Regions from separate parts of the Homo sapiens genome. Here region 1 is linked to region 2. Evidence: chromatin contacts called from ENCODE Hi-C or POLR2A ChIA-PET data. All regions are on one chromosome and are shown on one strand. The core of a region is the stretch at or near the end of the contact, and the rest is flanking DNA. Distances in the headings are between cores, read along the strand shown. Region 1 has its middle 190 kb from the start of RAD51B-AS1. Region 2 has its middle 110 kb from the start of RAD51B-AS1.

Evidence for each region. Hi-C counts contacts between places; a loop is a spot of excess contacts on that map. ChIA-PET counts read pairs that join two places held with the same protein, here RNA polymerase II (POLR2A). Pooled maps may share reads with other maps.
Region 1: a map of endothelial cell of umbilical vein shows a loop between it and region 2 (2.4-fold over the local background). The contact joins two enhancer-like sites. A Hi-C loop is called at or near these places in 5 of 168 maps with a recorded cell type or tissue (CD4-positive, alpha-beta T cell, astrocyte of the cerebellum, endothelial cell of hepatic sinusoid and 2 more) and 1 of 50 pooled maps. POLR2A ChIA-PET finds 5 or more read pairs at or near these places in 8 of 52 experiments (CD4-positive, alpha-beta T cell, CD4-positive, alpha-beta memory T cell, OCI-LY7 and 5 more).

Annotation. Positions count from the first base shown.
Region 1 is chr14:68,492,668-68,497,965 of GRCh38, forward strand. It overlaps a transcript of RAD51B not described here. Among named protein-coding and RNA genes, the nearest start is that of RAD51B-AS1, 190 kb to the right of the region's middle. Within about 2 kb of position 2,909, at least 4 of the 41 ENCODE cell types and tissues checked have a DNase peak (open chromatin) inside an H3K27ac peak, as active enhancers do.
Region 2 is chr14:68,574,072-68,579,942 of GRCh38, forward strand. It overlaps a transcript of RAD51B not described here. Among named protein-coding and RNA genes, the nearest start is that of RAD51B-AS1, 110 kb to the right of the region's middle. RefSeq lists an enhancer at 2,333-2,502. Within about 2 kb of position 3,985, at least 16 of the 41 ENCODE cell types and tissues checked have a DNase peak (open chromatin) inside an H3K27ac peak, as active enhancers do.

The DNA.
Region 1 (5,298 bases), core at 1,659-4,158, 82 kb before region 2:
ACAGATTATAAGGGGAAGGGAAGTAACATTTGTTGAGCAGCTACCAAATGATAGGCAGTGTCTGTGCCTAGTGAACTATAGAAGTGATTTCATGAAACTGTCAACCCTTCTACCATTGTCTCTCCAGGACCTCATACCAAGCCTGGCATGTATTAAGTACTCAGTAAATGCCTGCTTATTTCCCTAACAACCCTCTGAGGCAAGTACCATTATCCCCATCTTGGAAGGGCCCAAGATTCAGATTTAGATAGCTTGCTTAATGTCATACAGCTCGTGATCAGAGCCAGGATTTAAATTCTTCTCAGACAAGCTGCAGCCTCTCTGATCCTTTGAGAGAATGTACATTAGCATCCCTCCGAGCTTCCCTGAAGCAGAGCTGTCTCCCAGCGACACCGGAGATGAGGGGAGGGGTCTCTTTCTCCACCTGGACTCACTTCCTCCCTTTGTGCATTTGGCTCACCTGGAGGGGTCCCCTGCTACCTTTTGATTAATGGGTCTGCCCTTCCCATCCCCCCGGCCGAATGACCCCAGAGTTAGCTGCAGTTCATCTTGAATCATAAATCAAGTTCTCAAAGACATTGCAGCTTTGTGCTCAAAATCTCACTAGAATTCACATTCTTTGTGAAAGGCATTTGCTTATGAGTAGAATGATGGATTCATCAAGTCTCTCCTTTTAAGAAAAATCTGGATGGTATCTGCTGGTTTCTCCCTGCTCCCTCCAAGAAAAAAACAGCCCTAGTTACTCAATTTCATGTAGTTAGAATTCCCCCAAGGACCTCATACTCAGCTTCCACCCTGGCCATACTAAAGAAGAGCCCCAATCATGTTGCCATTTTACATAGATAGAAATCATTTGCAACTTGCACATTTGTTGTGCTTTCCATATACCCACGATTAGCTCGGATTTTATTTTTTAGCCATTGCTGAAGTGTCACGCGTCAGCTATTTACACTGTATGGGGACAAAACAACCTAATGTATGTCCCAGACCTATTTTATAGAAGCCGAGAGGCAGCCTCTGAGTCTCCGGTTCCCAGAACTCTAGCCCTGGGAGAAAGCATATCCATAAATCTCCCAATGCTTTATGCCAGGTTAGAATTTCTCTTGGGAATTTTGGAGTTTGTATAAGAGTTGCCTCTAAAGGCAATTGATGAACTATAGATGTCAGGCGGGTTTTCATTTTCTGTGTGCTTTTTATTTCATCTAGAACCAACAGTGGCCTTTAGAATTGGATTCTTTTCAGAGACTCTCTCTATAGGTTTCATGTTCAAAGGCTCCAGGTTGGAGGAGCTCGAGGTTCAGCTGAGTGTCAGAAATGACCAATTCTGGCTGGACGCAGTGGCTCATGCCTGTAATCCCAGCACTATGGGAGGCCGAGGGAGGCGGATCAGTTGAGGTCAGGAGTTTGAGACCAGCCTGGCCAACATGGTGAAACCCTGTCTCTACTAAAAATACAAAAAAAAATTATCTGGGCATGGTGGCACATGCCTGTAATCCCAGCTACTCAGGAGACTGAGGCAGGAGAATCCCTTGAACCTGGGAGGCAGAGGTTGTAGTGAGCTGAGGTCACGCCATTGCACTCCAGCCTGGGCGACAGAGTGAGATTCCGTCTCAAAAAAAAAAAAAAAAAAATGACCAATTTCACCAGTACTGCTCTATTAGAAAAAGGGTGGGGGTAGTTCTTCGGTTTTGTGACTATCCTGTGTACTGGAGGACATTTGTACTTGCAGCCTCATCCAGAAAATGCCAGGAGCATTCCCCGAGGCACTCTAACAGTCAGAGGTGTCTGTGGGCAATACTCCAAGCACCCCCGGTTGAAAACACCAACAAGGCTATCTCTGAAAGACGGTGAACTGGGGCAGCACCACTAAGTTTCACCATCAGTGAGGCGTCAGTCTAGATGGGCACTTTCTTTCCACTGTAAGCTGCTTCCTATTCTTGTTGCCTTTGATGATCTTTGTTTGCCTTCAAGTCGGGTTTGTTACATTTGTTTTCATCTCCAATTCCTGCCATATAAAAATGAGGGCAGTGAGAAAGAGAAAGGAAATACTGAAATTTTCCCTCGGACTATAGCCTCCCAAGAAGGGTCGTGTTCTCTGGAATGACTTTTAACTCTTTATCCAGTTAATGATCGGGAAAGTTTACTAGATGTAGGTTCCCAAGCCCAGCAAGCAGAGTATGTGATAAGAGATAGAAACAGGGACAGAAAAAAATGGATCCATCAGGACCCAGACATTGGGGTGCAACCAGTGGGTCTTCTCCAGCTCCACAGCGCATCAGTTCTGACTCGCTTGTAGATTCCTGAGTACTGCTCATCTGCCCTACAAGGCATAGTGGGTTTTCTCTGATTTCTAGAAATGTCAGCATTCTCTGCAAGGTGAACGGCCAGAGTCGGGATCTTCTATTCAGGCAGAGATTATATAACTCCCTGGGCCCTGGAAGAGCATGACTGTCTACCAGGAACCATCCAGAGAGGCTGTCAGATGAATCAGCATCTGTTCATGCCCTGCCTTGCTTCTCCTGGGCATGACTGCCTCACATGCCAACACCCAGGCTTACAGGTCAACTATTCCAACCCTGCATCCTGCCCACCCCACTTGCTGGGGAGTGCTCTCTACAGCTCTCAGTGCATCCTGTTTGTTCAGACCCCTTTGTCTTCCACTGGCGCAACCGAGAGAGGATTCCTCCGAGCCCCTTTGCTTTTGGCTTTGAAATCAGATCCTGGCACACCTGATTATACTCAATAGCTGGAAATGGTAAGGATGTCCGATGGCAGAGAGCTCTTGTTTTAAGTTCTGCATGCCAGGAAGGCAGGGGGCTGGGTCTCCTTCTCAGGGCTAGGCTGGAGGGGCAGGATGCTCTAGCGGAGGAAGCAGTGTTAACTTGAAGGGAAACGCAGTTGAAAAGGAACTCGAAGCACGGGCTGCCAAGCGCGTAGAAGTGGTAACTGACGACACACTGTGGGGCTCAGACCCCTTCCTCTCTGCTCATATGCCCCTAGATGGGAAACATTCAGTTCCTGCTCAAGGGAACCAGGAGAATCAAACCTGTCTGTCCTGCTTTTTCTGTAGAAGTGTCAGCTCTGAGGCCTTGACTAGGTGGAATAAATAGTGACTTACCTCTTAACCACAGTGAAAAACCCATCAAGCATTTGGATATTAAGGGCTGCCCCTGTGTTCTCAAGGGACCCTCAGCCTCAGACACTGCCTCCTTTCAAGCAAAGATGCTGCCCTAACACGCAAGTCCAGTGGCTTTAAGAGTCATTATGAAAATTTCACACAAAAAGGCACAAAGAGCATCCATGTACCGAAACCCAGCTTAAGAAATGAAATGTTACTGATGCAATTAAAGCCGCCTTTGTCCTTTTGGTCCCATCCTTCCATCCTGCCTTCCCCCAGCAGTAACCACTCAGTCATTGACAAACAGTGTGTCAAACATGCACAAACGGTGATGTGTCCATCCCTCTTTGGAATTACTTAACCTTTTTGAACCTCAGTGTATTCATCGGTAAAAGGGGGCTACTGACAGGATGAAGGAAAATGATTTATGACAAATATTTGGCTGTTGTTCCTATAAAAAGGAAAAAGTCACCGGAAAAAATGGGTCAAATGTAAGACCCTTTCCAGCCTGGCCCCAACTTGCCCCGGCAGCCTCCTCTCCTCTTGTAGCCATATTCCCTCCTCTCCTCTCTGCAGCAGTGTTCCCCAGATATGCCACCTGTGTCCATGCCTCTGGGCCAATGTGGATGCTGTGCTTACTTGCCTGTAATGCTGGTCTCCTGTCACCATCTTCCTTTAACACTGGGGTCCACTGTCCCCACCTCTGACAGGGCCCAGATGCAGTGACTCCTTGGTGCTCCCATGGCCTGATACCTCTGTCTGAGCACTTGCCGTATGGCTGTGATGTTCCTGGTATGTCTGCCTGGCTTTTTCACTGAGCTGCTTATGCAGCAAGGCAGGGATGGGGTCTTCTCCATCCAGTGGCCTGGCCTATTGCCTTCTGGCGCATGGCAGGACCATATGCAGTGAATGAATGAATTCCATTAAGAACATTCGTGATTCATAGGAGGAGGTCAAAATATCAACATTAACAGGAGCTTGGAAGAAGCTGATTTCCACCCTCATGAATGACTTCAAGGGTTCAGGTGCATGAGTAAATGACAGTTCCATCAACAGACTACAACTTTCTGCCCTAGTTAACACAGGGCATCTCCATGTCCCCAGTTCTCCCTATGGGCATTTTTCTCTTTGAAATTCCAAATCTTTTCTGTTCTAGAAGCACGAAACTACAAGTTCTCTCTCAACTCTTCAAATGAGGTTGGAACAAACAGAATGGGGGCATGAACTTTTTTCCCCATAACTTCAATAAACAACAGTTTTAGCCTCAGTAGGCTTTATGCAAGCCTTCAACATCTTTTTCTAGGTATCTTGACACTCATGTTCTTTTTCTTCTTGCAGCCTATGGAAATTCCTAGAGACAGATAAATGTGCAAACCTGTTCATCTTGCCAAGAAAAATCCGCTTTTCTGCCACAGAAACAAAATATTGGGAAAGAGTCTTGTGGTGAAACACCCATCGTTCTCTGCTAAAACATTTGGTTGCTACTGTGTAGACTCAGCTTAAGTCATGGAATTCTAGAGGATGTATCTCACAAGTAGGATCAAGAACAAGCCCAACAGTAATCTGCATCATAAGCTGATTTGATACCATGGCACTGACAATGGGCACTGATTTGATACCATGGCACTGACAATGGGCACACAGGGAACAGGAAATGGGAATGAGAGCAAGGGTTGGGTTGTGTTCGTGGAACACATAGGTTTTTTTTTTTTAACTTTCTCTTTCTAAAATATTTCATTTTGATGGAGGTGAAATTTATATAAGATGAAATTAACCATTTTAAAGTAAACAATTCCGTGGCAACTAGATATCATGATGTGCAACCAGCATCTCTGTCTAGTTCCAAATATTTTCATCACCCCAAAAGCAAGACCCATAACCATTATGCAAGTGTTCCTATTTCCCCCTCCTCCCAGCTCCTGGAAACCCACCAATCTACTTTGTTGCTATGGCTTTACCTATTCTGGATATTTCATATAAATGGAATCATATAGTGTCTGTCTTCTTTCACTAGTATGTTTTCAAGTCTCCTCCATGGTGTAGCGTGCATCAGTACTTCATTCTTTTTATGGCTGAATAATATTGCATTGTCAGGATATACTGCATTTTGTTCATTCATTCATCCGTCAGTGGTCATTTGGGCTGGTTCCACCCTTCAACTATTGTGAATATTGTACTGC
Region 2 (5,871 bases), core at 2,735-5,234:
GAGGGTGAGAAATAGCTACTTTTTGTTTGTTTGTTTGTTTGTTTTTGTTTTGTTTGAGACAGGGTCTCGCTCTGTCACCCAGGCTGGAGTGCAGTGGCACAACCTTGGCTCGCTGCAGCTTCAAACTCCCAGCCTCAAGCAATACTGCCGCCTCAGCCTCCTCAGTAGCTGGAACTACTACTGGCTTTTATTGGCTGCACGCACCAGCATCTCACTGTGTTGCCCAGGCTGGTCTCGAACTCCTAGGCTCAAGCGATCCACCCGCCTTGGCCTCCCAAAGTGCTAGGATTACAGGTGTGAGCCACTGCACCCGGCCACAGCTACTTCCTTCACTATCAGCACCACAGAACACATAGGTCTTAATTCTCAGCCCTTAAAACCCAGTCCAGCCCACCAGACATTATTTAAAAATAATCCAACTGAGACATCTTTGTGGATCTCTACCAAAAAGATAGCTTTGTCCTCCCACCCATTGCTTTAGCAGCCTGTATAGGGGCACCCAGAGGGCCAGCCCACCACACCTGGGGCCTCCACTTTGAATCCACCAGGCCCACTCTAATGGGACAGGGACCTTGGGCCAGCGAAGCAGAAATGTATTACTGCAACAGCCCCGTGGTTTCAGATCCTTGCAGTAGCAGGTTCTGGGCATGTGTCCCCATCACCCTTCTCCAACAGAAAATAGTTTATTTTTATTTTTTCATGGCTGGCAGCAAGGCAGCACCTGTGGTAACCTCGTTAGTCAATTCCAAGAGCTCCTCAGAGAAGGGGGAAAGCCTGCCAATTTAGCAAGGATTTTTGGTCTCCAGTAGCTATGAAGTGTGGGGGGGATTGGGGAAATAAGCCCAGGAGCAAGAGAGGTTGGGGATGAGCAGTCTTCTCATCCAAATCCACTCTGAGGTTAGAGAAGAGGAAAGCACGCCATTGACTGGTTTTCTGATTGCCTTCATACATCCAAGTATGTTCTCCACAATGACTTTTTCTCTAGTGGGAAGCCATGGAGATGGACTTAGATAATACCAAGTACCATTTCCTGCATGCCTTTTGCAGGCCAGGCATTGTGCCAAGCCCTTCAGATGGTGCTCCTCAGTGGGAGCTTCTCAGCCAGGGTTTTCTGTCAAAGATACTGACTCGACAATCCTAGAGGATATGGAGTTTATTTATTCCCAACTGGAAAGTGAGGGACTCGAGTCTCTGAGGGGTTAGGTGACTTTCCCAAGTTCTCATAGCTTCTAAATGGTAGGGCCAGAAATCAAATGCTGTCTGATGCCAAGGCTTACATGACAAGCTCCCTCCCTGCTCCCTGCTCCCCCTGCCCCTCATTTCTCTGGCAGTCACCAGATTTTATTTTCCCCAGGATGAGAATCTGTAAAGGTTTGGGGTCTGGCTGATTTGGACTGAAATGGGCTCTGTGGCCTCTTCCCTGGGTCTTAGGCCCCATTTGAAAAATTGAAATGGACCGTTGAATCCCAGAGCCTTGCGGCATGGTAGATTGTGAAATAATTCCATCTCCTCCCCTCTCCCTCCCCAACGCCACACACCCATGGTGAATGGGGATTCTCCCAATGAGGAAGGCTCAGCAACTCCCAGGGCCCCTGACCTGTTCATTCTAGAAGCTTCAGGAGCAGCAGTCCCTGCACCCAGGCTCATGCCCCAGTTGGCAGCCAAGTTCATCCTCTGGACACCAACATAGCTTCAAAAGAGTCAGTGTCAGAAAGCCTCATACTTACCTTACCGTTTAGGGTAGTTTTTATTTTGAAATACATATAGAAAGATATATTAATCAGGGTCCCAGCAAGAAACAGAGTTCTTTTCAAAAGGATTTGACTAAGAAGAATGTAGTGAAGGCACAACTTATAGATGGACGGGCAGGGTTCAGGGCAGCAACAGGAATGTTGAGGCACCCAGGAACTAGCAATAGTGGGAAGATGATACCAGCCCTCAGCCAAAGGAGCAAAGAAAGGAAATAGTGTGACTGGGGCCTGGTGAGTCTTGGCAGCATAGAGGTGGCCACCTGGTGAGAGCAGTGGTCCCAAGGGCCACAGTCCCTGCCATAGCCAAGCACCAGAGCAAAGAGGGAGCAGGGGAAGAGACACCCTCCTGACCTCCAGCCTCCTGCCTGTACCTCACATTTGCCGGACACAAAAGGAAGCTAGAGGCAAAGGAAGCTGGTGATTCAGCTCCTAGCACTCAGCCCCAGGGGTCACAGAGCAGGGCACCAAAGGGAAGAGAATGAACATGAAGGGAGAAGGCAAATGGAGAAAAATAAGCACAGGGGACACCTTCCTCCTTTTCGTGATTAGGATTGTTACCATTGCAGACCTGCCTGCCACCCCCAACCCAGAGGACCTTGAGGCTTTGGGGAATGAGAAGTAAAGCCCCCACTAGAAGGTTGAGGATGCATAAAGCTTAAAACCCTTGTTCTAGGGAAAGTGTCTTTGCAGCCTTTCCATGGCACTTAGTGAGGAATGAGTCTTGTTTCCAGATGGAGATGCTAAAGCATCCAGGCATGCCAGCCCTGGGGAATGCAGGGAAACAGTCTTAGGGATGGACCCAGGCCTTGGTACTTTAGAGCTTCTAGGGTATGAGTCATCTTTGCCTCTTAACAATCAGATCAGTGGTACCCTTCTGACCTCTGTCATTTGGCTGCACTGGAGGCAAGAAATGGTTTGGACTCACGCAGGGGCATGATGTTAGTAAGGAAGGGGTCAGAGGTGAACCTAGCTTGGGTGCTCCACCTCTTGACTCAGAGTCTGTGCTCTTTGATGAACTTTCTGTTACCTTGGGATCTTCTACAGCAGGTCCTGGTGTGCAAGTATTTCAAGATCAAGATAAAATATTTCATTGTGTTTTATTTAGGAAAAAAATGGTAGATGAAAGCGGAACCAACAGGGGCATTCCGTTTGTGGTTTGCTGAGATTCCCTGGAAAGCAAGCTTGGGAGGCCAGGGTCTGTCAGAACACAAGACCAATGTCTTCTCCAAAACTTGGATGAACAGAAGGTGCTTACAAGCTGACAGGGAGTTATGGGGAAGGAAGCAGAATTTCCAGTTTGGTTCCAAGTCTTTTCTGGTCTTGACCTTTAGCCTAAAAACAGAGGGCCCAGTTGTTCTCCATTATTACTGTAACTCAAAAGGAGACACATGGGTCCGGGAGAGAGTTGGGAGGCAATACTAGGTTTGCACGTTCTGAGTTCATGGACACCCAAGGAACTGCCCCTCCCTAGGATAACTAGAGCCAAGCCACTGGACCCTTCTCATCCTGTGGCCTTGTCTACAATTTTAATCATTTTGAAGATGAAGGTTTTGAAGATGAAGGCCCAGCCTCAAAAAGGAATAACCAAGAACAACCCTCTCTCCCTCCTTTAGTTTAGATGCTTCCACAGTCAAATGTAAAATTATTCATGTGCTTTTACTCATTATTCATCTGATTTTATGTAAAAAAAAAAAAAATGGAATCCTAGGCTGGTCACTGCATGGTGTTCTCAATCACAAGCCATGAGCCAGGGTTCAACATGCTCCCTTCACTTCAGACCTTCCTCACAACTGAGCCTGGATCCCACTCTGGACCTCATGATCCGCCTACCACGGCCTCCCAGCGCGCCCAGCCCCTGCTTTATTTTTCTATATAGCACTTATTGTTACCAGATACATTTGTGTTTATCACCTCTCTCATCACACACACACACACACACAGTTAAAGGCAGGGACTTGGTCTATTTTCTCAAAGTTGTGTCCCCGGCACTTAGAATCCTACCTGCCGTGGTGTACATGCTCAATAAGTACTTATTAAGTGAATGAATGGAGTCAGACATGTCCTCAAGGGTAGGTTCAAATCAGGGAGAATGGTGGGTGTCCTTACTGCTTTATAGGATTTCATGCTGGCCCCAGACTTGAGTCATTTCCATCAGGCAAATTCCTGAAATACTTACTGGTCTTCCTGATTCTGTGGTATGTGCTTGTCAACAGCACATTGTCGAACACGTTGCTGCCTATGCAACACTATGTGGCAATGGCTGTTGAAACTCGTTGCTAACAGAAGTGAAAGCAAAGAAAAGCAAAGATAAAGAACGTAATGGCTGGGCGCGGTGGCTCATGCCTGTAATATCAGCACTTTGGGAGGCTGAGGTGGGCAGATCACTTGAGGTCAGGAGTTCGAGACCAACCTGGCTAACATGGTGAAACCCCTTTTCTATTGGCTGGGCGTGGTGGCATGCACCTGTAATCCCAGCTACTCGGGAGGCTGAGGCAAGAGAATCGCTTGAACCCGGGAGGTGGAGGTTGTAGTGAACGGAGATTGCACCATTGCACTCCAGCTTGGGCAACAAGAGGGAAACTCCATCTCAAAAAAACAAAAACAAAAAAAGGAGAAAGAAAGTAATTTCCCCGCCATGGATGATATGACATGGCAGCTTTCATGGAGGTTTCAGAATCTGCCGGCCCACCTCACACATGACTTCCTATGCAATTAGTATAAAGCAAAGAGACAACAGACAACACTTCACACCTGAGCCCCAGGTCCTGAATGTCTTTGGATAGCCTCTCTCCTTGAAGGATATATTGACTCACAGGCAAAGGGCCCTTATAATGATATAAAGGAGACCAAGTTGGAAGGAATAGATCACAGGAAGGTGAAGCCCAAAATCCAGAAGGGAATTTCAGGGAAAGTGGTCTGGACTCAGGTACCCTGCCCAGATCCATGTGCCTTCCAACACGTGGCAGACAGAGAGGTGACAAGACAAAGGAGGAAAGCATGCTCAAGGGATAGCTAATGGGTGTGTCATTCGACCTTCCCAAGACCTAGCTCTCTGGAAATATCAAGGGTTCAGGGGGCTGGGTCATAGGCTTGCTTTCCTTCTAGCTCACTGTGTGGACCTGGATAAGTTGCTTGGCCTTACCCATCCACCCTTAGTAGCCTCTTCTCTGGCCCCTTCCATGGTTCTGTGCAGAGTAAAGAGGTAGGACACACAGTAGGGCCCAGAAGGGTCTCCTGGCAGTCACTGATGCCAGATTCAGCTCTCTTGACTCTCCATGTTGGTGACGACACCACCAATTTTCCTTTGCACACATGGCCTCACCTTGAAAATTCAAGAGTCTACAGTCAAGTCACTTCTGCTTCTAGGGGCCTCCCAGAAGCACCTAGTATTCTGTTTCAAGTCCTTTGTCCAGCTGCTTTCAAATCACCAAACTCCTCTCTCCCTCCCCTCCATTACTACCCATGGAGATCCAGAGGAGGGACTTCTTAACTTCTCAGACAGTGAATTGAGGGAGCTCAGAGATTTCTTTTATTCCTGGAGCACAGAATGTAACGTAGGTGCACCAGATCAAAGGCATAGCAGCAGCCTGAGCTTCTCTTTGACCAAGTCCTGGGAGGCAGGCTGGGTGTTTGTGTTTGAGGATAGAGTGCCAGATGTTGCAAATAAACATAGAAAACACTCATTTAAATTTAAATTTAAGATGAACAATGAATACTTTTTTTAGTATAAGTGTGTTTTATAAAATATTTGAGCCATATGTATACCGAAAAATGATTCCTTGCTTGTCTGAAATCCAGATTGTGTTGGGTGGTCTATATTTTACCTGGCAGCCCATTTGCATGTTTCCTAAACACACCGGCAGCTCCCAAATCAGCCTGGAGAGAGCTGAGCCTGGTGCGTGGGGCATACCTTACAACCCCAGTTTCTGTTCCCCACCCATGTTCTTTCCAAGGAGGCTGGCTGCCCCACTGTCAGAGTGTCCAGGAAAGAAAATAGAAGAGAGAAAATGGTCATGGGGTTCACGGGCATTGTGCCCCCACCGTCGGCTGCAGCAGAGACTCAGTGTGGCAGATGCCTCCACGTCTCCAGCCCAGGCCCAGTCAAGCAAGGGCCCTAAGA